Linked DNA regions of Homo sapiens: region 2 is linked to region 1. Evidence: chromatin contacts called from ENCODE Hi-C or POLR2A ChIA-PET data. All regions are on one chromosome and are shown on one strand. The core of a region is the stretch at or near the end of the contact, and the rest is flanking DNA. Distances in the headings are between cores, read along the strand shown.

Region 1 (5,797 bases), core at 1,568-4,067:
GGGACTACAGCCATGAACTACCGCCCCTGGTGAATTTCCTATTTTTATGCTATAGAAATGAGGTCTGATATGATTTGGCTGTGTCCCCACCCAAATCTCATCTTGAATGCTAGTTCCCATAATCCCCAAGTGCTGTGGAAGGGACCAGTTGGAGGTAATTTAATGATGGGGGTGGTTACCCTGACGCTGCTGTTCTCATGATAGTGAGTGAGTTCTCACGAGAGCTGATGGTTTTATAAGGGGCTTTTCCCTCTTTGCTCGGCACTTCTCCTTGCTGCTGCCACGTGAAGAAGGACGTGTTTGCTTCCCCTTCCACCATGATTGCAAGTTTCCTGAGGCCTCCTCAGCCATGCTGAACTGTGAGTCAATTAAACCCCTTTCCTTTATAAATTACCCAGTCTCAGGTATCTCTTTATTAGCAGTGTGAGAATGGACTAAGGCAAGGTCTCACTATATTGCCCAGGCTGGTCTCGAACTCTTGGCCTCAAGTGATCTTCCTGTCTCAGCCTCCTACAGTGCTGGGATTTCAGTTGTGAGCCACCATGTCTGGCCAGAAATTTTCATAAGAATATAAATAATAGAGTTAATCATGATTGGATATCATGCTTTATTTTATATACGAGTCTTTTAATTATCCAAGCACATTTTAAAAAAACTTTTAATTATGGAAATTGTCAAACATACACAAAAGTACAAAGATCAGCATCAGGAGCCCTGGTGTGCCCATCTCACCTTCCGTGCTGACCAATATTCTGCTTACTCATTCCACCAAGCACATTCAGTCCAAACCCCTAGAGCCACTTGTCATATGACAGGCAGGGCAGCACAAAGTCAGCCACTCCACAAAATCACCCATCTCAAGGTGTGGCAGCTTTTTACTCTAGCTGAGAGATGGACAAAGGGCGTAGGAACTTAGCCCCTAGTACAAATTTTACACAGAAGAATCTTTCACATGTTTAATTCAAATTGTATTTTAACTGTTGATATTAGGAGAGGCACAAATCACTTCAGTTGCTTTTGGTCTTAGTTGTGCTCACAGTGTTGAATACTTGTGCTGCCAACAGAGTCAGTAAAAGCTCGAAAACCTCTGAAGTCTAAAGCCCAAATTCAAACTCTTAACAAGGACCTTGTCTTGCCACATCAATACAGTCGACTGCCGAGACAGCCGCACCCTCAGGCCCAGAGAATCGGGCCTGGTAGTGCCCTCCGAGCTCTGTCATATCATGGCCTTCATAGAAAATGCAGTGTTTGGCTGGGCGTGATGGCTCACACCTGTAATCCTAGCACTTTGGGAGGCTGAGGCAGGTAGATCACCTGAGGTCAGGAGCTTGAGACCAGCCTGGACAACATGGCAAAACCCCATCTCTACTAAAAATACAAAAAATTAGCCAGGCATGGTGGTGGACACCTGTAATCCCCGCTACTTGGGAGGCTGAGGCAGGAGAATCACTTGAACCTGGGAGATGGAGGTTGCAGTGAGCCAAGATTGTACATTGCACTCCAGCCTGGGAGACAAGAGGGAAACTCTGTCTCAAAAAAAAAAAAAAGAAAAGAAAAGAAAATGCAATGTTTTGGGGGAGACACTCCTCTGGGGTAAGCAGATGAGGATGCTCACAGCCAGGTACCTGGGATCAGCACCTTTTTCATCCATTTGAAGCCCATATACCCTGCATGCTGGCTGAGAAGCCCTAGACTGAGATAGGTACTTTATATATACCAACTCCTTTCATCCTTACAACTACCCTACAATGAAGGCACCCTATATTCTCTCTTCATGATGGAGGACATTGAGGCACAGAGAAGTGAAGCAGTTTGCCCAAGATCACACAGCCAGAAAGGGTCAGTCATCTCTAGCCCAAGGTTCTGGGTACCTACCTCCCCACCATTAGCCTCTCTAATAAACCATTCCAGATTATCCCATGGTTTCCAACTTAGCCAAACCATACCATGCACTTATTTATTTATTTATTTGAGACGAAGTCTTGCTCTTGTCCCCCAAGCTGGAGTGCAATGGCACGATCTCGGCTCACTGCAACCTCTGCCTCCCAGGTTCAAGCGATTCTCCTGTCTCAGCCTCACGAGTAGCTGGGATTACAGGCGCCTGCCACCATGCCCGGCTAATTTTTGTATTTTTAGTAGAGACGGGGTTTCACCATGTTGGACAGGCTGGTCTCGAACTCCTGACCTCAGGTGATCCGCCCACCTCGGCCTCCCAAAGTACTGGGATTACAGGCGTGAGCCACTGAGCCCGGCCTTATACCATGCATTTAAAAACTCAAGTTCATGGCCTGGTTTCCCACATTGCGTATGCATTTTCACACTTCCTCTATCTAATCTTTCCTTTTTAGATTCCAAACTGCTAGAGAGCATGAACGAAACAAAATGCTGAGCGCAGAGTAAAATACCTTTGGCCAAATGACCAGTCACATCAAACCTGTTTGCCTCTATTCCCGTAGGCTCTCAGAATGTTTGAAGATGTTAAAAATGGGGGGAAAGCAGCGAGACCCTGTTTTATCAGCATATGATTGGTCCAAAAAGAAAAGAGGATACTGCTAAGTTTCTCATCTATACAGGATGCAGACATTGAATGCTTTCGCTTTCTTGTGCTTTTTTTTTACTCTCATATATTGGGAACGCCTTATTCTTTCTGGCCCTGTTTCATATCTGTGTTTCGATCTCTGTGAATTCTCAAGAATGCAGTGCTACTACATGAGTCACACTTGAACAACCCTAAAACAAATAAGTAAACAAAAAGCTTCAGAAAGCTCACACACTTGTTATTACCTGAAATTGATGTGGTTATAGACTGACATCCTACCAACCAACGCAGAATAGGCTGATGAAAAGAAGCATTCGTTGTTTGCAGAAGTTTCGCCAGCCAGAACACAACACAAAACTTTCTCTGGGTTGCAGTGAATCACCTAAGTCAGGAAACAAAGTGATTTTAACGAGTAATAGTCACAATGCCTTATCTTACTTGTAATATTTACAAAATGTTCTTGACATCACCAAGGCCGCAGCCCTAGAAAGAGGAGGGAGAGCGGACATGGGCACATTCATTCAGTCCCTGCTATGTGCCACGTGCTTCCATTCACATGGTAAAAAAATCTCAGGCCGGTGTGATTATTCTCAATTTCAAGATGGAGACACAGAGTCACTGAGATAAGGAATTTACTCCAAATCACGCAGCTAGAGAATGGGGCACTGGAGTCCATGCTTTCACTCCACCAGGCTGCCTCTTGGAGTTACCCAAGAAAAGCTTTGAGAAATCATGAGAATTCACTAATTTCCCAAAGATTTCATTTTACCCCTATACTTAGCCAGAAAATAACATTTTCTCAAGATCCAAAACTGTTAATTCTGTTGAAGAAGAGTCAAGGCAACCAACATATCTGAATTGCCACACTACGTGCTTTGATTCCTGGAAAAGATACATGATCTTGACGCTCATACTTTCCAGTATCCCCTACAGTGAGATGTTGGAAACTTACGTATCACAGTATTCATCGTCCCCCAAAATATAAATGGGTCAAACTCATTGAGTTAAAAAGCAGACATTATCATCCTTGGATAAACCCTGTTAGGGAGCCATCTAAAGCAAAAGGACATGGAAAAGTTGAAAGCAAAAGGTGGGGAAAAGACACCAAAAATATATTAAACAAAAGAGAACTGGCATAACTACATCAGTATGACACACACACAAGGACTCTAAGACAGAAAAGGTTCCTATATGAAAATGAAATTTTCGTGTCACCAAGAAGACATAATAATTCTAAATGTATATGCACCTAATAAAAATGTCTCACACCATATACATAAAAAAGTAATAGAGGTCGGGCACGGTGGCTCACACCTGTAATACTAGCACTTTGGGAGGCTGAGGCTGGCAGATCACCTGAGGTCAGGAGTTCGAGACCAGCCTGGCCAACATGGTGAAACCCCACCTCTACTAAAAATGCAAAAATTAGCCAAGTGTGGTGGTGCATGCCTGTAATCCCAGCTACCTGGGAGGCTGAGGCAGGAGAATTGCTGGAAGGTTCCAGCTGGCAAACTTTCACCTCACCAGGAGGTGGAGGCTGCGGTGAGCCGAGATCGTGCCACTGCACTCCAGCCTGGGCAACAGAGTGAGAATCTGTCTTAAAAAAAAAAAAAAAAAGTAATAGAAATGGACAAATCCACCAATTTTTTTTCTCAATAATCAGTAGGTCAAGCAGCAAAAAAGAATCAATAAATAGGCCGGGCACAGTGGCTCATGCCTGTAATCCCAGCACTTCGGGAGGCTGAGGCGGGTGGATCACCAGAGGTCAGGAGTTCAAGACCAGCCTGGCCAATAAGGTGAAACCCCATCTCTACTAAAAATACAAAAAAATTAGCCGAGTATAGTGGCAGGCACCTGTAATCCTGGCTACTCAGAAGGCTTAGATCATGCCATTGCACTCCAGCCTGGATGACAAGAGCAAGACTCCATCTCAAAAAAAAAAAAAAAGAATAAATAAATATATTTGAAAAATTTGATTAACTACTTTGATGTAATGAACATATGTAAAACTCTAAAAGCAATCATTAGAGAATATCCATTCTTCTTTTTTTTTTTTTTTGAGATGGAGTTTCGCTCTGTCGCCCAGGCTGGAGTGCCGTGGCACAATCTCGGCTCACTGCAACCTCCGCCTCCCGTGTTCCAGTGATTCTCCTGCCTCAGCCTTCCGAGTAGCTAGGATTACACATGCCCGCCACCATGCCTGGCTAATTTTTGTATTTTTAGTAGAGACGGGGTTTCACCATGTTAGCCAGGATGGTCTCGATCTCCTGACCTCGTGATCTGCCTGTCTCGGCCTCCCAAAGTCCTGGGATTATAATCATGAGCCACTGTGCCCGGCCCATTCTTCTTAAGGACACATGGAATGGTTACAAAAATTAATCAGATCTGAGGTCATAAAGCACATCTCAACAAATTTCAAAAAATTAGTATCACATCCATCACATTTTTTAAACAAAATGTGATTAAGTAGAAGTCAATAGCAAAAAAGATAAATTATGAAGTTCTTGTGTATTGAAATTTAAAAACAGAATTCTAAATCATGGCTCAAATCATACAAATCTAGAAATACTCAGAACAATAATTTTTAAAATATTATTTAGAACTAGCATATTATAGTGAAAGCTATAATGCATAGTTTTAAATACATATATTTGCAAAGAATACAGTCTGAAAAGTAGTAAGTTAACTTCAACTAACAAAGTAATGGGGGAAAAACATAAATCCAAATAAAGGAAAGGGAGAAGGTAATAAAAAAAGAGCAGGTAATTAATAGGGAGAATAATACCATACAGTAGATAGAATCAACAAAGCCATATGCTGGCCCTTTGAAAAGACTAATAAAATAGACCTATCTCTGGTGCTATATTGATCAAAAAAAAAAGGCACAAATATTTAACTACAAACTCAGCAGAAGGTTTTTAACTACAAATACAGCAGAGATTTTAAAAATAAAGGAATAAACAGTTTTATGCTGATATATTTGAAAATTAGATGAAATAGACAAATTTCTAGAAAAATATAATCATGCTGACTCAAGAAGAGATAGAAAGCTTGAATAGTCCTACAATTATTAAAGAAATTGAAATAATATTAAAAATCTTGCCACAACAAAACACACAGGCTCTGAGGGTTTTACAGGTGAATTCCTCAAAACTTCCATGAGACAAATATTTCAATCTAACAAAAAGTCTTCCAGCACACAGAAAGAAAGAGAACACCCTCCAGCTCATTCTATGAGTTCAGTATAATTTTAATTTA
Region 2 (5,797 bases), core at 2,298-4,797, 580 kb before region 1:
TTCTCTTTTTTTTTTTTTGAGACAAGGCCTCACTCTGCAGCCCAGGTTGGAGTGCAGTGGTGCAATCTTGGTTTACTGCAGCCTCCACCTACTGGTTCAAGTGATCCTCCTGCCTTGGCCTCCCAAGTAGCTGGGATTAATACAGATGTGCACCACATCACCCAGCTAATTTTGACTTGCTTTTTGTAGAGATGAGATTTCACCATGTTGCCCAGGCTGGTCTCAAATTCTGGCTCAAGCAATTGTCCTGCCCCAGACTCCTAAAGTATTGGGATTACAGGCATGAGCCACTGTGCCTGGCCTCCATTGCTTTTATTTCAATTATGTATCAAACCTTGGATTCCTGGTCTACTTTCTCATACCACCCATCCTTCCGTTCCATTTCCTGAATTGATGACCTCATTTCCAGAGAAAATAGAAGCCATCAAATTAGAACTTCTCGGTTTTCAACCAGTAATGCTACATGCCAGTGATACCCAACTACTTACAGTTTCTGGTGTAGAAAATGAATAGTCAATTTATTGTTAAAAAGTTTAAAGTCCAATTTTCCTTGAGCCTTGAGTTCAGTTTATAAATCATATTAGTCTATTCATTAATTCAGTACATTTTATATAAAGGTAAAAGAAAAATAATGCAGTTTTTGATACATGTTGATTAATTCAAGTTGAATTCTGTTTAAATATCCAGTTCTACTTATAAACATAACTAACATTAAATTGCATTTTAAAATTAGATAAATGCCCAAGAAAGCTTCCAACAAAACCTTAAAACAAAACCTTCTTAAAACCTTCTCTAAGTCCTTATATAACTTTTGTAAATATAATTAAATTTCACAATATTGTGAATTTTCCTGCTCCCAAACATGTCTTTCTGTGTTTTCCTGTTTTGATAAATGCTACTCAATTTTCTAAGTAAGTAACCCTGGGCTGTGTTGATTCCTTCTCTTCTCCCCACTATATAGAATCAAGTATTGTTTCTTTTTCCTGTATCTCTTATCTCTTCCTAATCCATTACGCTAGTTCAGGCCACTGTCTCTCTCTCTCTCTTTTTTTTCTTTTCTTTTTTTTTTTTTTTTTGCAATGGAGTCTTGCTGTGTTGCCTAGGCTGGAGGGCAGTGGTGTAATCTTGGCTCTTGGCTGACTGCAACCTCCACCTCCTGGGTTCAAGTGATTCTCCCACGTCAGCCTCCTGAGTAGCTGGGATTATAGGTGCGTGCCACTACATCCAGCTAATTTTTTGATTTTTAGTAGAGATGGGGTTTCACCATGTTGGCCAGGCTGGTCTTGAACTCCCGACCTCAAGTGGTCTGCCAGCCTTGGCCTCCCAAGTGCGGGGATTATAGGCGTGAGCCACTGCACCTGGCCACTGTCTCTTGCTTGAATTACTTTATAGATTCCAAACCAGTTGGCATGTTCAAATCCTCTAATTTCTAACAAAATTAGAAATTTTGTTCTTCACTGCTGTAGTCCTTTTGATCTTTTGTTTGTTTTTTCTTTTTGTTGTTGTTGTTTTGAGATGCAGTTTCATTGTTGCCCAGGCTGGAGTGCAGTGTTGCAATCTCAGCTCACTGCAACCTCTGCCTCCCAGGTTCAAGTGATTCTCCTGCCTCAGCCTCCCAAGTAGCTAGGATTACAGGCATGCACCAGCACACTCGGCTAATTTTTTTTTTTTTGAGACGGAGTCTCGCTCTGTCGCCAGGCTGGAGTGCAGTGGTGCGATCTTGACTCACTGCAACCTCCGACTCCCTGGTTCAAGCGATTCTCTTGCCTCAGCCTCCCGGGTAGCCGGGATTGCAGGCACGTGCCACCATGTCCTACTAATTTTTGTATTTTTAGTAGAGACGGGGTTTCACCATGTTGGCCAGGATGGTCTCGATCTCCTGACCTTGTGATCCGCCTGCCTCGGTCTCCCAAAGTGCTGAGATTACAGGTATGAGCTACCTCGCCTGGCATAATTTTGTATTTTTAGTAGAGATGGGGTTTCACCAGGTTGACCTGGCTGGTTTTGAACTCCTGACCTCGGGTGATCCATCCACCTCAGCCTCCCAAAGTGCTGGTATTACAGACATGAGCCACCGCATCCGGCCTTTTGTTTGGTTTTATAACAGCTTTATTGAGATACAATTCACATATCATATAATTTACCTACTTAAATTGTACAATTCAATTGTTTTTTGTGTTCACAGAGTTGTGCAATCATCACTGCAATTTCAGAACATTTAATTATGCCCAGAAGAAATCCTGTATCCATGAGCAGTTACTCCTCATTTCCTCCTCTACTCATCCCCCAGCCCTAAGCAGCCCTTAATCTTCTTTCTGTCTTTATGGATTTGCCTATTCTGGACATTTCACGTTAATTGAATCATGTAGTCTTTTGTAACTGGCTGCTTTGACTTAGTATAATGTTTTCAAGGTTCACCCATGTGGTAGCATAACATCTGTACTTCATTCCCAATAAATGCCAAATCATAGTCCATTGTGTGGCTATGCCACATTTTATTTATTCACTAGTTGATGGACACTTTGAATGGTTCTACTTTTTGGCTGTTAAAAAAATGCTGTTGTGAACGTTCATGTACAAACTTCTGTGAGGATGTGTATTTGCATTTCTCTTGGGGTGACTTCCAAAGCCTAAGAGTGAAATTTTTGGGGGGTATGGAACCTCTGTTTAACATTTTGAGAAACTGACAAACTGTTTTCCAAAGTGGCTACACCATGTTACAATTTTACTAGCAATGCATGAACCTTGCAGTTTTTCCACATTAGCACTAATACTTACTATCTGGGTTTTGGATTGTAGCCATTCTGATGGGTGTGAAGTGGTATCTTACAGTTTTGATTTGCATTTCCCTAATGAGGTTGAGCCTCTGTCTTGTGCTTACTGGCCCTTTGCTTTTTTGGAGCCTTTGATCTTTTAAAAATAGAAATCTGGGTGAATTACGTCCCTGAGTAATGGCTGTGTGGTGAACATTCTTTTCTTCTTAGCCTGGTCACCTCTTGCTTGCTTCAGTTTACAGGTAATTTTCTTCAGGGAGCCTTCCTTGAACCCCGGCTGTTTGCATTCAGCCCACTCTGTTGTTGTGATTGTTTATCTAGACTTCCTTTCTGACCACACTAAGCATAGTTAACAGAGATTATACTTGGCATGGGATTGACTGGATGACTGAATACATAGATGACTGTAGCTTTTTTTTGTTTTTAAACATTTAACTTAAGAAAAAAATTCTGTCTTGGAGTTAGTACCCGAAGCAGTATTTCATGATTTTTGTGTGTTCCTTGTTTCCTCTCATTTTCCCGATGGCACTAAGGCACCTGGCTGGGATCCTATAGAGAGCGACACATTGCAGTTGCTCTCTGCATAGTAAGCTTCCCCCAAGAGTCATAGATGAGGCAAAACCCATGTGTACTCTGAGGCCAGGGCTGAGTGCATAAGGAGCAGCTGCAACTTGCCCTGGGGATATTCTTTGACCTGGAGGAGGCAGTGATGAGGGAAAGGGAAGACAGCGTGGGAACCATCTTGATAAGAAGCATGGGGTTCTGAGAAATAGCCTCCTAGGATTGGTACACTGCAGCTGGTGGCAGAGGTCTTCTTGACCTTGAGTTAGCTTTTTGAGTGAGAATAAATAACAGTCAACTAGCACCTTCACTTCCTGAATTATAGGAGGGACTTTTTTTTTTTTTTTTTAGACGGAGTCTTGATCTGTTGCCAGGCTGGAGTGCAGTGGCGTGATCTCGGCTTACTGCAACCTCTGCTTTCTGGGTTCAAGTGATTCTCCTGCCTCGGCCTCCCGAGTAGTTGGGACTACAGGTGCGCATGCCACCACACCCGGCTAATTTTTGTACTTTTAGTAGAGATGGGGCTTCACCATGTTGGCCAGGATGGTCTCTATCTCCTGACCTCGTGATCCGCCTGCCTCGGCCTCCCAAAGTGCTGGGATTACAGGCATGAGCCACCGTGCCCGGTCTTGTTTTTTGTTTGTTTGTTTTTTGAGACGGAGTCTAGCTCTGTCGCCCAGGTTGGAGTGCAGTGGTTCGATCTTGCCTCACTGCAACCTCTGCCTCCCAGGGTCAAGTGATTCCCCTGCCTTAGCCTCCTGAGTGGCTGGGATTACAGGCGTGCGCCTCCACATCTGGCTGATTTTTTTGTGTTTTTAGTTGAGACGGGGTTTCATTATGTTGGTCAGGCTGGTCTCAAACTCCTGATTTCAAATGATCCATGCGCCTCAGTCTCCCGAAGTGCTGGGATTACAGGTGTGAGCCACTGCGCCCAGCTGGACATCATTTTTAATACTGCATGGAAACTCTTGATTATGGGAGTAGATTTTTTTTCTTTTAGTTTTCAAGAAGTACCTCTTACTTATTTTTTTAAGGACGTCTTATTTCTGAACTGAGAAGTGAATTACACCCTATGATTTTTTGCAGAGTTGTACAAAAACAAATAGAATCTGGATTTGTTCCTATGGTTGTAACTTTACTGAGGTAAATATTATCTTTCTCCATCAAGCTGTCTAGAAATAATCTTCTGTTTTCATTTTCGTCCTCTAAACCTGCTATATATTGCAGATAGGAAATTTCTGAGTCACTGTTTTCTTTTTTAAGCTTACTGGACCCTAACTTCTTTTAGTCTTCCATGCCTAGATTTTTGCTGATTGAGGGACTGTGATAATTTTTTTTTCCTCCTTTGCTCAAGAGTGTGACTTTACTGTAGAAGGCAAAATACTAATTTTCCATGGTCCCAGGTCATTCTGGAATTTTGAGCTCCTAGTCTTCATTTATGTGGTGTAGTTTCTCCATAAGCCTTGCCATAAGGGGAAGAAAAAGAGGAGCTGACCTTATGGTGGAAACATCAATGTTTGGAGAAGAAGTATTGGAGAAATAAGGAGGCTGTTTTAAACAGGGTGGTCATTAAGGTCATCTTGAATCGTTTAGTCCATTATCAGAGGAAAGTCCCCCTGAGGCTTCATCCAGAAGGACCAAAGCTGAGGCCCTAGGAAATGTTCCTGGCCTCAGTGAATAGTAGAGTTAGATGGTGCCTGACCTAGCTAACTGATGCTACTTTTTTTGTCTTCAAATAAAATAAGCACCTTTCTCGGGTATTCTAGGAACCAAAAAGGGCTGGTTTCATGGAAATTATGATTAGTCTTCACAATTTGTATGTTTTAAAAAAATTAAGTAAATGGGCACAAGTTCTTGTGCTGAAAAGCTTGTGTTATAACCGAGAAAGCTGATTTGTAATTTTTTCATTCATTTGTCAAATATTTAAGTACCTACTGTGTGCAAGTATATTTTCACCAGAATTTGTGGGAGACTCACAGTTCAATTAGACATTGAACCTTCTCCTAAGGCGCTTGTCTTCCAGTAGGGTGACGATGCTTGTATGTCAGTACAGGTACTTGTGATAGGAGGCTGAAATTGGTAAGGGTCAAGTGAGGTACTGCTGAAGTTCAGAGGAGGAAGCAATGACCTCTCCTTAGGGGAAGGAGATTACACAAGGTTGCTTGGAGAAGGAGGCATTTGGTCTGAATCTTGAAGGGTTGATTGGTGGGGAATGGAGCCTTTTTGAAGGTGTTCTGATAAAGGAGTGACATGATAGAGTTGTGTTTTAGGATAGCTATTTCTAGTATGTCATGAAAGGAAGAGAGTGAAGACTGGGTGGAAAGTAATGAGAATCTAACCTTTCTTTTTTCTTTTCCTTTTTTTTGAGACAGAGTTTCACTCTTGTTGCCCAGTCTGGAGTGCAATGGCGTGATCTTGGCTCACTGCAACCTCCGCCTCTTGGGTTTAAGTGAGTCTCCTGC

What was found. A loop is a pair of places that touch in the nucleus more often than their neighbours do. ChIA-PET counts read pairs that join two places held with the same protein, here RNA polymerase II (POLR2A). Pooled maps may share reads with other maps.
Region 2: a map of left cardiac atrium shows a loop between it and region 1 (10-fold over the local background). The contact joins two enhancer-like sites. A Hi-C loop is called at or near these places in 1 of 168 maps with a recorded cell type or tissue (left cardiac atrium) and 2 of 50 pooled maps. POLR2A ChIA-PET finds 5 or more read pairs at or near these places in 2 of 52 experiments (PC-9 and activated CD4-positive, alpha-beta T cell).

The regions. Positions count from the first base shown.
Region 1 is chr1:8,179,496-8,185,292 of GRCh38, reverse strand. No RefSeq gene overlaps it. Among named protein-coding and RNA genes, the nearest start is that of LINC01714, 26 kb to the left of the region's middle. Within about 2 kb of position 2,817, at least 16 of the 41 ENCODE cell types and tissues checked have a DNase peak (open chromatin) inside an H3K27ac peak, as active enhancers do.
Region 2 is chr1:8,761,826-8,767,622 of GRCh38, reverse strand. The region is part of intron 1 of RERE (arginine-glutamic acid dipeptide repeats); the gene reads left to right. Among named protein-coding and RNA genes, the nearest start is that of RERE, 53 kb to the left of the region's middle. RefSeq lists an enhancer at 3,503-3,552. Within about 2 kb of position 3,547, at least 4 of the 41 ENCODE cell types and tissues checked have a DNase peak (open chromatin) inside an H3K27ac peak, as active enhancers do.